2 separate regions of the Homo sapiens genome follow, and region 1 is linked to region 2. A link is a contact called in ENCODE Hi-C or POLR2A ChIA-PET data. All regions are on one chromosome and are shown on one strand. The core of a region is the stretch at or near the end of the contact, and the rest is flanking DNA. Distances in the headings are between cores, read along the strand shown.

What was found. A loop is a pair of places that touch in the nucleus more often than their neighbours do. ChIA-PET counts read pairs that join two places held with the same protein, here RNA polymerase II (POLR2A).
Region 1: a map of posterior vena cava shows a loop between it and region 2 (28-fold over the local background). The contact joins the enhancer-like site here to the promoter of BDNF-AS in region 2. A Hi-C loop is called at or near these places in 1 of 168 maps with a recorded cell type or tissue (posterior vena cava). POLR2A ChIA-PET finds 5 or more read pairs at or near these places in 1 of 52 experiments (GM12878).

Annotation. Positions count from the first base shown.
Region 1 is chr11:32,116,648-32,122,885 of GRCh38, forward strand. It overlaps the pseudogene THEM7P. Among named protein-coding and RNA genes, the nearest start is that of SNORA88, 24 kb to the right of the region's middle. Within about 2 kb of position 2,009, at least 4 of the 41 ENCODE cell types and tissues checked have a DNase peak (open chromatin) inside an H3K27ac peak, as active enhancers do.
Region 2 is chr11:27,501,623-27,508,262 of GRCh38, forward strand. BDNF-AS (BDNF antisense RNA) reads left to right here and starts at 5,230. Exons shown (of 7, transcript NR_033315.1): 1 at 5,230-5,276. LIN7C (lin-7 cell polarity scaffold C) reads right to left here and starts at 5,147. Exons shown (of 5, transcript NM_018362.4): 1 at 5,094-5,147; 2 at 180-298. The coding sequence starts at 5,130. RefSeq lists enhancers at 4,708-5,907, 5,064-5,193, 5,264-5,553.

The sequences.
Region 1 (6,238 bases), core at 759-3,258, 4.6 Mb after region 2:
TTGGATAGATGGGCCTGAAGATCAGAAGAGAGGTTTGGGCTGGAGACGGGAGTTGAGAGACTGAATTAGGTCTAAACTCAGGGTCCGGACAGGCAATGTAAAGAGTTGAAGCTGGCTGGGTGTGACCCAGTTGTTGTGGTGGGCCTGTGGTGCACTGGCCAGCAAATACCAGTCTGACACCAGACACCAGACAGATTCAGACTTTAAAAAATACTGGGCAGAGTGAATAAAACTCAGTGTGGCCTGCCCTGTGGGCCTTGTGGTTTGCCTTGTGAGCCTCCAGTTTGTGACTTCTGAGATAGATGGCCATCAAACCATGAGGGAGAAAGACACTGCCCAGGAGAGAAGATAGGAGGGGATGATGAACTTGAGGCCAGAGTTTCAGCCTTCTACACAGAAAATTGGCTCTGAATATAAGTTCCCAGTGGGTTTCCTGGGATATAACAAGTGACTGATAAAGTGTCTGATTCTGATGCTGCCTAATTGTCATAGGAAGCGAATTCTTATCTTCATGCTTTCTTATCCCTGATTTAGTGTACGCTAGAATAAGGGAATGTTAGGGTTGAAAGACAGATGCCTTGGGGATCATCTGGGACAGGGGCTTTCTACACTGACATGGATCAGAATCTCCTAGGGAAACAGGCAAACCTACAGATCCCAGCATCATCCTCCCAGGCCTTCAGAATCAACCCACATGGAGGGGTCCAGGCATCCTTATTTTTACAACCTCCCCAGGTGATTCTGATGTACACACATGAGCATAAGACATTCTTGTCTAGCGCTACCCCCTCAGATAGGGAAACAGCTTAGAGAGATGAAATCAGTTGCTCACAGTCACACAGCCAGAAAGGGGCAGGATTGGGGCCCACCATAGTGATTCACATCTATAATCCCAGCACTTTGGGAGGCCGAGGTGGGAGAGTAGCTTGAGCCCAGGAGTTTGAGACCAGCCTGAGCAACAGGGCGAGACCCCATCTCTACAAAAAAAATTTAAAAATTAGCCTAGCATGTGCCTGTAGTCCCAGCTACTCAGGAGGCTGAAGCAGGAGGATCACTTGAGCCCACGAGTTGAAGGTTGCAGTAAGCTATGATCACCCCACTGAGCTCTAGCCAGGGTGACTGAGCAAGACTCTATCGAAGGAAGGAAAGAAGGAAGGAAGGAAAGAAGGAAGGAAGGAAGGCAGAAAGGAAGGAAGGAAGGAAGGAAGGAAGGAAGGAAGGAAGGAAGGAAGGAAGGAAGAAAGAAAGGAAGGAAGGAAAGGAGGGAGGGAGGGAGGGAAAGAAGAGAGAGAGAAAAAGAAAAAGAGAAAGAAAAAGAGAGAAAGACAGGTGAGGTCTACGCTCTGGATCTCCTGCCAGCCCCTTCAGCTGGGTTCATTAACCTTCCCACCCCCAGACTCAACCCCAGCCCAAACTTGAGGACCAATGAGTCTCCGAGGCAACCATGGCTCAGAATCAGACCAGCAGTGCCCATGATCCCAGCCTGACTTTGTATCTAGCTCCAACAATGGGACTTGGTCTTATCTTCTCCCCTTTCCCCAAGTTCCCGCCTCCTTCCTTGCATCCATAACTAGGTTCTGCCTGGACCCCTGAGCTGAAGCCCTGCTTTGGTGCCTTCTGAAGCCCTGGGTCCCTCTGGAGCAGGAAGTGTGCACATGAGGGACCCAGTGCTCCTGGGTCTGTGTGAGGACACAGTCCTGCCTCCTCCTGAGGTCAGGAGAGAAAGTGCCTGTCAGGTTGTAGGAAGCCAGTGGGCAGATGGCACAGGTATGCCTTTCAGAGGGGTGAGGCTATTTTTGTCACTCACTATAAATAGCATAGAAAGGGCCATGGCTTGTGGTCAGTTACCTGGAATATCAGGGCAGGATTCTGGCAGGAAGTCCACTCCCACACTCCCCTCAAATCAGAATAAACACGGGCTTGGCCACATGAACCTGAGACTGTGCAGAGTCCTCAAGGAGCATCGCACGGGCAGCTGAAGGGCAATTCAGGCCTTGGGACCCCACACAAAGAAGCCTCTGACTGTGTGGTGGTAGCAGATTATGTGGTTACAAGGATAAATACCCACATTAAGAAATAGAGGCTGGGTATGGTGGCTCATGCCTGTAATCCCAGCGCTTTGAGAGGCTGAGGTGGGAGGATCACTTGAGCCCAGGAGTTCAAGGCTGCAGTGAGTCATGATTGTGTCACTGCACTCAAGCCTGGATGACACAATGAAACATTGTCTCTAAAAAAAGTTCTTTAAAGAAAAAAAATAAAAAGAAATAGAAAATACCTTAAATGGGAACACGTATAAATTTAAAAGATTAAGATGAAACTAGCACTTAAGAATGTACTCTGTGTATCTTTATGAAAATAATTTATCTTCAATCAAGCCTATTTTAATATTGTCATCACAGAATTATTCAGGTATATAGGGCCCAGGAAGACTAATAGAAATAAATGACATACCAACCATTTCTATTACTGTCATCATGCAGTACAGAATACTGTCTAAAAGCTTAATTAAGGTCATTAGATCTGAATTTGATTCATGGCCCTGCTGCTGTGTGATCTCAATAAGTCACTCAATGTCCCAGAGCCTCAGTTTTTCTTATCTCTTTTTTTTTTCCTTTTTTCTTTTCTTTTTTCTTTTCTTTTTTGAGACGGAGTTTTGCTCTTTTGCCCAGGCTGGAGTAAAGTTGCGCAATCTCAGCTCACTCTAACCTCCACCCCTTGGGTTCAAGCGATTCTCCTGCCTGAGCCTCCCAAGTAGCTGGGATTACAGGTGCCTGCCACCACGCCTGGCTAATCTTTGTATTTTTAGTAGAGATGAGGTTTCGCCATGTTGGCCAGGCTGGTCTTGAACTCCTGACCTCAGGTGATCCACCTGCCTTAGCCTCCCAAAGTGCTAGGATTACAAGCTTGAGCCACCGTGCTCGGCCAGTTTTTCTTATCTGTAAAATGGAAATAATAACACAGACTTGATTGGATTTTTGTGGCAATGAAATAAGACAATGCATATTTTTTATGTCCTGGCTAATTTCTGGACCCTAAAGATTTTTGTGGTTATTGTTGTCGTTTGCTTGTTTTTCAAAATTTGCAAATGGTTTTGGTCTCTATGGGTGGAGACCTACATTTACCTTTGGGCCAGACTTTTCCCTTATTTAAGAAGACTGCTTATATCAGGACCCTGGTAACCACCTAGGGTGTGGATAGTGGTGATTGTCAATGAAGGCCACTGTGTTATTCCTTCAGGTGGTGTCCAGTGTCACAGACATCAAAACCAGGGAGCCGGGCAAGAGGGAAAGACCCAGAGGGATGAGAGGTGGCAACTGTTACACTGTAGAAACCTCCAGGAAAAGCTGAGGGATGCTTCAAAGGGGAGAGAGGACCTGTTCAGCCATTGAGCCAGAGGAAGATTAAGCCAATGAAATTTGCATAGTAAATATTATAGAACGTAACTAATTTTTACTGCATTGTCATAACAGGAATTTACTCAAGAGGTACAACAGAAATCTTGCTTGGTCTCTTGGTGGCAATGATTCAAGCATAATCAATTAGTGGAGCTAAGATCTCCTCAACTCCTCAACAGAAACTGGTAAATCAATCTAGACTTCGACTTAAATTTTACCATTTTAACTGATGTAGTTTGGATGTCTGTCCCCTCCAAATATCACGCTGAAATGTGACCCCCAAAGTTGGAGACTGGGCTTAATGGGAGGTGTCTGGGTCATGAGGCGGATCCCTCATGAATTTCCCACAGTAATGAGTGAGTTCTCAGTCTATTAGTTCACACGAAAGCTGGTTGTTTAAAGAGCCTGGCACCTCTTGCTCTATCTTCTTGCTCCCTCTCTTGCCATGTGATGCCTGCTTCCCCTTCACCTTCCACCATGAATGAAAGTTTCCTGAGATCCTCACCAGAAGCAGATGCTGGCACCATGCTTCTTGTACAGCCTGCAAAACCATGAGCCAAATAAACCTCTTTTATTTAAAAAATTACCCAGTCTCAGGTATTCCTTTAGAGCAATGCAAAATGGACTAATACATTAACATTATCCTTGGGTTTGGTGCTGGTGATACCACCATGATAAAAGGTTCTCTTCTCTTGACCCTACACTAATCAAAGAGAGACAATATTGAATACTCCATCACAAATTAAATGTGAGTGTTCTGCAGGAAGTTTATATACATTTGGCTCTCCGTATCTGCCATTTCTGCATCTTCAGATTCAACCAACTTCAAATAGAATATATCCAGGAAAAAAAAAAGAAGAAAAAAATTAAAATAATAAAAATTTTTAAAAACAGTATAATTATTTTTGTAGCATTTACATTATATTAGGTATGATAAGTAACCTAGGGATGATTTAAAATACACACGAGGATCTGCATAGGTTATATGCAAATACTGTGGCATTTTATATCAGGCACTTGAGCGCCCTTGGATTTTGGTGTCCACAGGGCATCCTGGAACCAATCCGCTGCTGAAACTGAGGGACAACTGTATATGGTTGTATGAAATGCAATAACAAAAGAGCCTAACCTAGACAGAGGTAGGTGGGAGCAAAGAGCTTCTGAGAAACCGAAACCAGTGAGGCCCTGTGGCTAGACCACAGGACTGGAAGGGAGCAAGATAGCAGATGAGGCAGGAGCAGGTGGCTGGGCCAAATCACATAGGAACTGGATTTTATCCTAAGACAGCGGGAAGCTATTCTGTTCTGGGGAGGGAGTGGCATGACCATCTTTTTATTTCAAGATCAGCACTCTAGGAAATGGATTAGTGAAGTCATATGTAGGGGCAGAGACACCTGTTAGGAGACTATTGAAATATTGAGAACTGAGCTGAGTGGCAACAATGGAAATGAAAGTTGTGGCTTCCAGAGATATTCAGGGAAGGGCTTAAAGGACAGATACCTGGACCTTTCCTGGCTTACTGGCTTCCAGCTCTCACCAAGGTCAGTATTTGGTAGCAATGGCACCTATAGCAAAACCAGGTGCCTCCACCAACTCCTTCCAGGCTTTGAGGTTATTGATGAAACTTAGGGTTCTTCACCATAAAGAAACACCATACTCCCTGGGTAGATTTCTGCCTCAGTTACCTATTATTCTGCATGGCTATACCTGTGAACTGGTCCCATTTTCTATTTACGTATAACTTTAGGTCTAGGTTTTTCAAGTACTTCCAAACCTAGAGGAGATGACCCCATAGATAAATAAATTTATTTGAAACATATAAACTGTTTTGCTTCCAAAAATATTGGAGGTAAGACAAAAATGGGAAGGAATGTTTTCTGACAATCTCATATTTTGAAGAACCATGACCTGGAGAATACTGAGTTTTTCCTTTGTTTAGCTTTATGTTGCTTCTTAGTATATTTGGCTTTATTTTAAAGGACAAATGCTGTAGGTAATAAGAAAAATTTCTCAGAACTCAACTCTAGCAAGATGCGAGGTTGAGCAAATATCAAAATAAGCCTTTACCCCATGCTATGTTTATCTTGCCACTTGGCAATATACTAATATTAAAAATGATATTTCCAAACAAAGTTGCCTAGCTCTAAATCTAAGAAGCAAATATAACGAGCTGGCAAGAGTTCAAATTAGGAAAAAGCCTAGACCCACTTGGCTGCAGATCACTGCTACTTCACATTTCAATGTGCATGCATTGGGCTCCCAAAGTGAGGAAAATAAAAATAATGAAAATCATCTACTGTCAGAGAGAACAATTTCTTTGCCACAGTGTTCTCACAGGAAGTTCATTGTGGTAAATGAGTGTCAAAATGACAAGAAAATCCAACATGTCTCAAGAAGCACAATATATAACAAGCAAAAAATTCTAAATCAGTGTTCAGAAATTGAATGTTAAAGGAACTAATGAAAAATTCAAGACAAAAAAAATGATGGATGTGAAACAAATGCATTAAAACATTTTGAGTAAAAATAAGAAGACCGTGACATTATGCTCAATTAACAGGAAAATACAATCTTAAAGGGTAAATGTGGTAGATAATGATCTGCTTTTTCAGACATCAAGAAGTGGAATCAACCATTAAAGATGGCTCTGAAAGAGAGACTAGATTAGATAAAAATTGAATCTACACACTAATGATATCACAACTGTTGTGCTTTTTGCCTTTGCTAGATTTGCCCACTCAGCAACAGATTTCTAAGAAAGCATCTCTGAAACATGATTACTGGATAGTTCAAGCCTCAAAATTAAGCAGATTAGGGATACAGTAATCATTCCTGGGCACCTG
Region 2 (6,640 bases), core at 3,980-6,479:
TAAAATTTCAGGCAAAGTTATGCATCTTTATAAAATGGTTTTATCAGAAATTCCAAAAATGAGAGGGACTGGTTTTAATGTTTTCTAAAGTTTTTCTTAAGAAATGTTGAACCCAAATTTAGAGTATTATCTGACCTAATTAACTCAAATTTTTGTAAATTTTAATGATGTTTACTCACCTCTCTCACAGCATTGCAGAATTCACTTTGAAGGACTCTTTGCAAAGCCTGAAGTTTCTGTGGTGGTACTTCTCCACTCCTTTGTAGTTTTTCCAATAATTCAATTGCTCTACAAATATCTAGAGTTAAACACACACACAGATAATTTTCTCCAAGGGTTTTCTCAATGCCTATGTAACAGTGGGGCAGTTAGGATTCATTCCTCAAGGGCAAATAATATACAGACAATCGAGGGGAAAAAAAGCATTGAATTTGCACATTTGGTGGGAAGGAGACTGTGTGTGTGTACACACATGGAGGGTGAGAATGTAAAATGTAAGAACACTAAATTTTACAGTAGATAGGAAAAACTACTGAGATTACAGAAGCATAAAATAAGACCTTGGAGAAACACAGGCAAATTGAACACAAAATACCAAATGTCATCGGAAAGGACTGTGACTCAAATGTGACCGATACATGAACATTGTACTGCTTCAGAAAAGCTAGCAATATTGTCAGAAACTAGTCAATAAAAATTTACCTAATTATTATTAGTAACCAAAGCACTGAACAGTACAAGGCACTATAAGCTAGTAAAATCACTGGTCATTCCTCGAAAGAAACATGATACATAGGTAGATAACCACTCGAGAGCAGATGCAGTTAGTGGCAGGGACACATTTAAAACAACCATAAAAATGCAAAAAACAAGCAGTACAAATGAAATAAACTGATTTTTTTTCAACTTAATTAACACTGTTAATTCAAACAAGCTCCAACACTTATGTTTACAAAAAAGAAAAATAAAAACAATTAGCTTTATCAATCTGGTCTCAATACCACCTGTGTGACCTTGGGCAAGTTACATGATGTCCTTATGTCTCAGTTTCTTTCACTGTACAATGGAAATAACAGTACCTTCCATATAAGGGTTATGAGGAAGAGTTATGAGTTCAGTTAACAACTGAACCACAAAATACATAAAAAAGGGCTTAGCAAGCAAAAGTGTTATGTTACATTGGTACCAATTAATCATAAGAAATATTGGCTGGGAATAGTGGCTTATGCCTGTAATCCCAGCACTTTGGGAGGCCGAGGCGGGTGGATCACCTGAGGTCAAGAGTTCAAGACCAGCCTGGCCAACATGGTGAAACCCCAACTCTACTAAAAAAAATACAAAAATTAGCCAGGCATGGTGGCGGGTGCCTGTAATCCCAGCTACTTGGGAGGCCGAGGCAGGAGAAGCGCTTGATCCCAGGAGGTGGAGGTTGCAGTGAGCTGAGATTGTGCCACTGCACTCCAGCCTGGGTGACAAGAGTGAAACTCCATCTACAAAAAACCAAACAAAACAAAAACAAACAAACAAACAAAAAAAACCCTAAGAGGTTGTATACATTTATACAAATGTATGAAGCACATTAGGGAATTCTCACTGAGAAGTGTGAGGATAAGTGTTTTATGAATTGAGACATTTTAGAAGATTCAGGAAGTCAGCTATAACACTGTTAACTATCTCTACTTTTATTTTTCCAAAAACTGTTTTGGTATACTGTTTTTGTACCCCTGGTACTACAATGCCCAGTATTCTATTATTGCTTTGCTTCCTTTTGACTTAAGTAGAAGTTCCTGATTTCGTTACACTCAAGGACTGGAAATTTTTCTTTATAGAGTTAGTATGGCCTTCTTCGTGTTTGCAGATAGAAAACTATGAATAAATGTAGTAAAGAAAGATATTTATTTATTTATTTGAGATGGAGTCTCACTCTGTTGCCCAGGCTGGAGTGCAGTGGCGCAATCTCCACTCACTGCAACCTCTGCCTCCCAGGTTCAAGCAAGTCTCCTGCCTCAGCCTCCTGAGTAGCTGGGATTACAGGAGTCCACCACCATGCTCGGCTAATTTTTGTATTTTTAGTAGAGACAGGGTTTCACCCTGTTGGTCAGGCTGGCCTCAAACTCCTGACTTCATGATCCACCCACCTCAGCTTCCCAAGGTGCTGGGATTACAGGCTTGGGCCATCACACCTGGCAGAAAGATTATTTATTTATTTATTTGAGATGGAGTCTCCCTCTGTTGCTGAGGCTGGGGTGCAGTGGTACGATCTTGGCTCACTGCAACCTCTGCCTCCAGGGTTCAAGTGATTCTCGTGCCTCAGTCTCCCGAGTAGCTGGGACTACAGGTACCTGCCACCAGGCCCAGCTAATTTTTGTATTTTTAGTAGAGACAGGGTTTCACCATGTTGGCCAGGCTAGTCTCAAACTCCTGACCTCAAGTGATCTGCTTGCCTCGGCCTCCCAAAGTGCTGGGATTACAGGCGTGAGCCACTGCGCCTGGCCAGAAAGCAGATTTTTAAATTTGAGGTAAAGAAAGCTTAAACTTAAAAAGTTAATCAAATGCAATGGAAGCAAATAGACCTTCACCATTCTGATTTCCCATCACCAGAATGACCGATACATGGGGACTGTTGGTTCATCAATTATTTTGATTTATAAAGTTATAATATATAAGCCATATAAAAATTTCCAGTGAAGAAAAAAATGGAAAAAAGTAAAATGCTTTTGACTAAATCTAAAATGTACCTACTATGTGCTCAAATTTGTGTTTCATTAAATCATAGTTTGATGATTTAGAAGGCACTCTAAATCATCATATGTGATCAGGCACTGTATTGTAATTGTACTGTAGGATTTTCTACTTTAGGATCGTTGGGAGTGTTTGTTAATAGAGTCTGTTAGAATTCTAAACAAGAATCAGAGGTGATGTAATCTGACTTTCTTACCCTGCTAAATGGCAACCACTAGTACAGCTGTCTTGGTAACAGTGGGGGATTCATTAGGACCTTCTTCAGATACCACAGATATCAAGATCTGCAGATGCTCAAGTCTCTGATATAAAATGATATAGTATTGGCATAAAACCTATGCATATCCCCCCTCTATACTTTAAATAATCTCTAGATTACTTACAATATCTGACGCTACGTAAACAGTTGTTATATCACATTGTTTAGGGAATAAGGACAAGAAAAAAATGTCTGTACATGTTCTATACAGACACGATTTTTTTCTGAGTATTTTCAATCTGCAGTTGGTTGAAATATGGAACCCATGGATATGGAGGGCTGACTGTAATTCATCCTACTAAGAGGTGGAGTCTTCTACTGAAGAACAGAAAAGAAATCTGTAACAGCAAAAAACAAAGCCAAGACTATCAAAACTAAATGCCACAGAAGTTCCACATTTTGTGTTGCATTTAAAAATACAAAGACCGGCCGGGTGCAGTGGCTCACGCCTGTAATCCTAGCACTTTGGGAAGCCGAGGCGGGCGGACTTCCTAAGCTCAAGAGTTCGAGACCAGCCTGGGCAACACGGTGAAACCCCGTCTCTACTAAAATACAAAAAACAGCCGGGTTTGGCGGCGTTCGCCTGCAGTCCCAGCTACTCGGGAGGCTGAGGCAGGAGAATTGCTTGAACCCGGGAGGCAGAGGTTGCAGTGAGCCGAGATCGCGCCACTGCACTCCAGCCTGGGCGACAGAGCAAGACTACGTCTCCAAACAGCAACAACAAAAACACAAAAGACCAATACGTTAGAATCTTAACTAGCTTTCAAAGAAAAAACTTACTCCTGTTAACACCAAACAGATTTGCTCCCATCTATAAAACACAGTGCCACTGTGCTCAAGAGGAAGATGTCAGAGACTTAGGCCTAACTCGGCAAGTCTTCCCAGAGTAGCTAGTCCTCTAAAATGATGCTTTAATAGGCTTAACGGAAACAATCTCATTTACAGTGAGGCTTCCAAATGGTGAACACGGTAAAGAGCAAATCAGCAACATTAAGTGCACATTTGTTTGTGGGAAGGCATTAGGAAAGAGGTTTTTCTAAGTACAGTAATTCTAAAAATGTGTTTTCTTAGGGAACAATAGTAATATTTAGACTAATTGCAAATGTTAATATGTGCAATATAATTTCAGTCTCCATCCTACATATACATTTTTTTTTACCACCAGTACTCAAAATGTTTATTTGTACTTCTCAATTCCTATCAATGATTTCTAATGCTGGTGTATGAAAAGCATGCTTGAAATTGTTTGAAATAAAGGACTTAGGGACAGAGTGGAATGCTGGAAATCTGTAAAAGGACTGGAAACGCTGGAATGCTGGAAATCATGGTAGGCGCATAGCCAGTTATTTTCGTAGGCTTCTCTATCTCTAATTACTCAGCAGAGGTGGTTTTATTTTCCTTGACAGTCTGCTCTAGGAAGCAATCAGCCAACCAGTTTGCAATTGTAGGGTTTGTAAGAAATGAAAAACACTGCACCTGCAAGTGTTTTAGCATCTACCACTATTCGGCTTACTTACGTAACCTCCTTCCCAAGACCAAGTCAGTAGGATTGTTTTTAAAGCAACCTCTCCATTTCTAGGAGGGGCACAAAAGCTAGCAAATACCCCAACCCGAATACAAGCGAGGTTGTGGAGAAAGTAATGAAGGAGTTTGTGTGCAAACAGCGGGGAAAGGAGGTTCTGTTGAATTGTACCGTGTGTCCGTTCTCGTGCTGTACAGGCAATGAGTGTAGTCTGTGCGAACCGGGTGTGTGACGTTTGCTTTTCGGGTGTACGGGTCTCCGAATGCTGCTTCTGCTGTGCTCACCAAGGGAGCGCGTGTGCGGCGTGTGTCTGCGAAGCGGGCAGGTTGTGTTTAGTTGTGCTGTGCCTTGGAACAGTCCGTGTGAACAGAGGAGGGCTTACGGTTAACAGACAAAATACCGTAAGCGCCCTTCCTAGAGCCAGGCACAGAGACAACGGCGGCCTCTGGCGCCGGCACAAGGGACAGCGTGGCCCGGATCTCAGAGCCTGGGTCACTCCTCCTCCCCTCCAGCGACACAGCACTCCCCCAACCCTTCCGCCCACCTCCGCCGAGCCTCGGCTGCACTCACCTCTCTCCAGCCGCACGGGTTCCCCTAGCGCCGCCATCTTCTCCCTTAACCTACAGACCCACAGGAAATGACGACAGAAGGGCTGAGGTGGGGGGGCGGGGCCTAGGGGAAGCCGGAAAAGTGAGTACCGGCTAGTATCGCGAGATCAGGAAGGTGGCCGAGTGTGTCGCCGCGGCCATCAGGGTAAGGGTACCTGGACTTGCGGCTTTTTAGGTCGGCCTGGCTCCGCTCCTTCCGCGGTGACGAGGTCCCCCGGCCTCCTAGGGTTGGGAAGAGCTGCTTTCCTGACTCTCGTTCCCTGCCTCAGGCTTCCCTTATCCCAATCGCTTCGAACCCTTGGCTCAGCGTAGAGGAGTCAAGCCTGGATTCTAGTCCCACCTTGCCCATTAGCAGCTCTGTGACCTGGGACTGTTCACTTACCCTCTCTCAGCCTCAGTTTCCGCATCTGTACAACGAGAGGTCCTATCTCTTAGGTCCTTACAATTTTTAAACTCTGGGATTCGGTGGCAATTAAATGTGTAATGACATGTTGTCAGTTCTCAATTTGTGACAGCATTGCTTTAAATTTAAAAATCCACGGCTTGAATCTTCCCTCCAAATCTGTTAAGGGGTGGAAAGTACAAAGAGCATGAAACATATCTGGGTGAGGGAGAGAACAAGGTGCTTTGGTGCACCACAAAGTAACAATTTTATAAGCAGCTGATTCTTATAAAATCTTAAGTAAATGAAATATTGTGAAGCAAATAATATTCTTAATGCATTACAGATTTTTGAGCCACTTCTGAAATTTTCGCGAACCAAGAAGAATTTTAGTACTTGGATTTGACTAACATTTATCCAAGCCCTTAGTCTGTACTGATACTGTGGTAGGTGTGTTTACATCCAGCATTTCAACACTTCATGATGGGACTGTTTTAATAACCTGTTTGCCCCTGGTCCACCCTTTCCATTCACCTTTAGTATTTTCTTCTCCAAATCCATCATGGATGCCACCACTATGCTCCTTTTTCTCCCCTTGAATTCTGATTTCATCATCACAAGTTCTGTTCAGAAACTTTCAATGGTTTCTCTCCTGTTTCCTATTTCTAAAGCCTTGCATACTCTGACCCTAACTCATCCAACTAACTTCATTTCTCATTACCACTAAGTGCAACCACCACTTCAGTCCAGATAGTATAGTTTCAACCATATTTATTCCTGATTCCAAGTCTTTTTGTTTGTTTTAGAGACAGAGTTTCTCTCTGTTGTCCAGACTGGAGTGCAGTGGTGCAATCACAGCTCAAGAGAGCCTCCTGTCTCAGTCTTGCCAGTAGCGAGGACTACAGGCAAGCACCACCATGCCTGGCAAATTTTTAAATTTTTAGTAGAGATGGGGGTCTTGCTATGTTGCCCAGGCTGGTCTCAAACTCCTGAGCTCAAGCAGTCCTCCTGCTTTGGCCTCCCGAAGTGCTGGGATTACAGGCGTGGGCCACTGTGCCAGGCTCCAAATCTTCATTTGTGTTGTTCTTGTGTGGAATGCCCTTCTTCATCCCTTCCTAGTCTCCAAA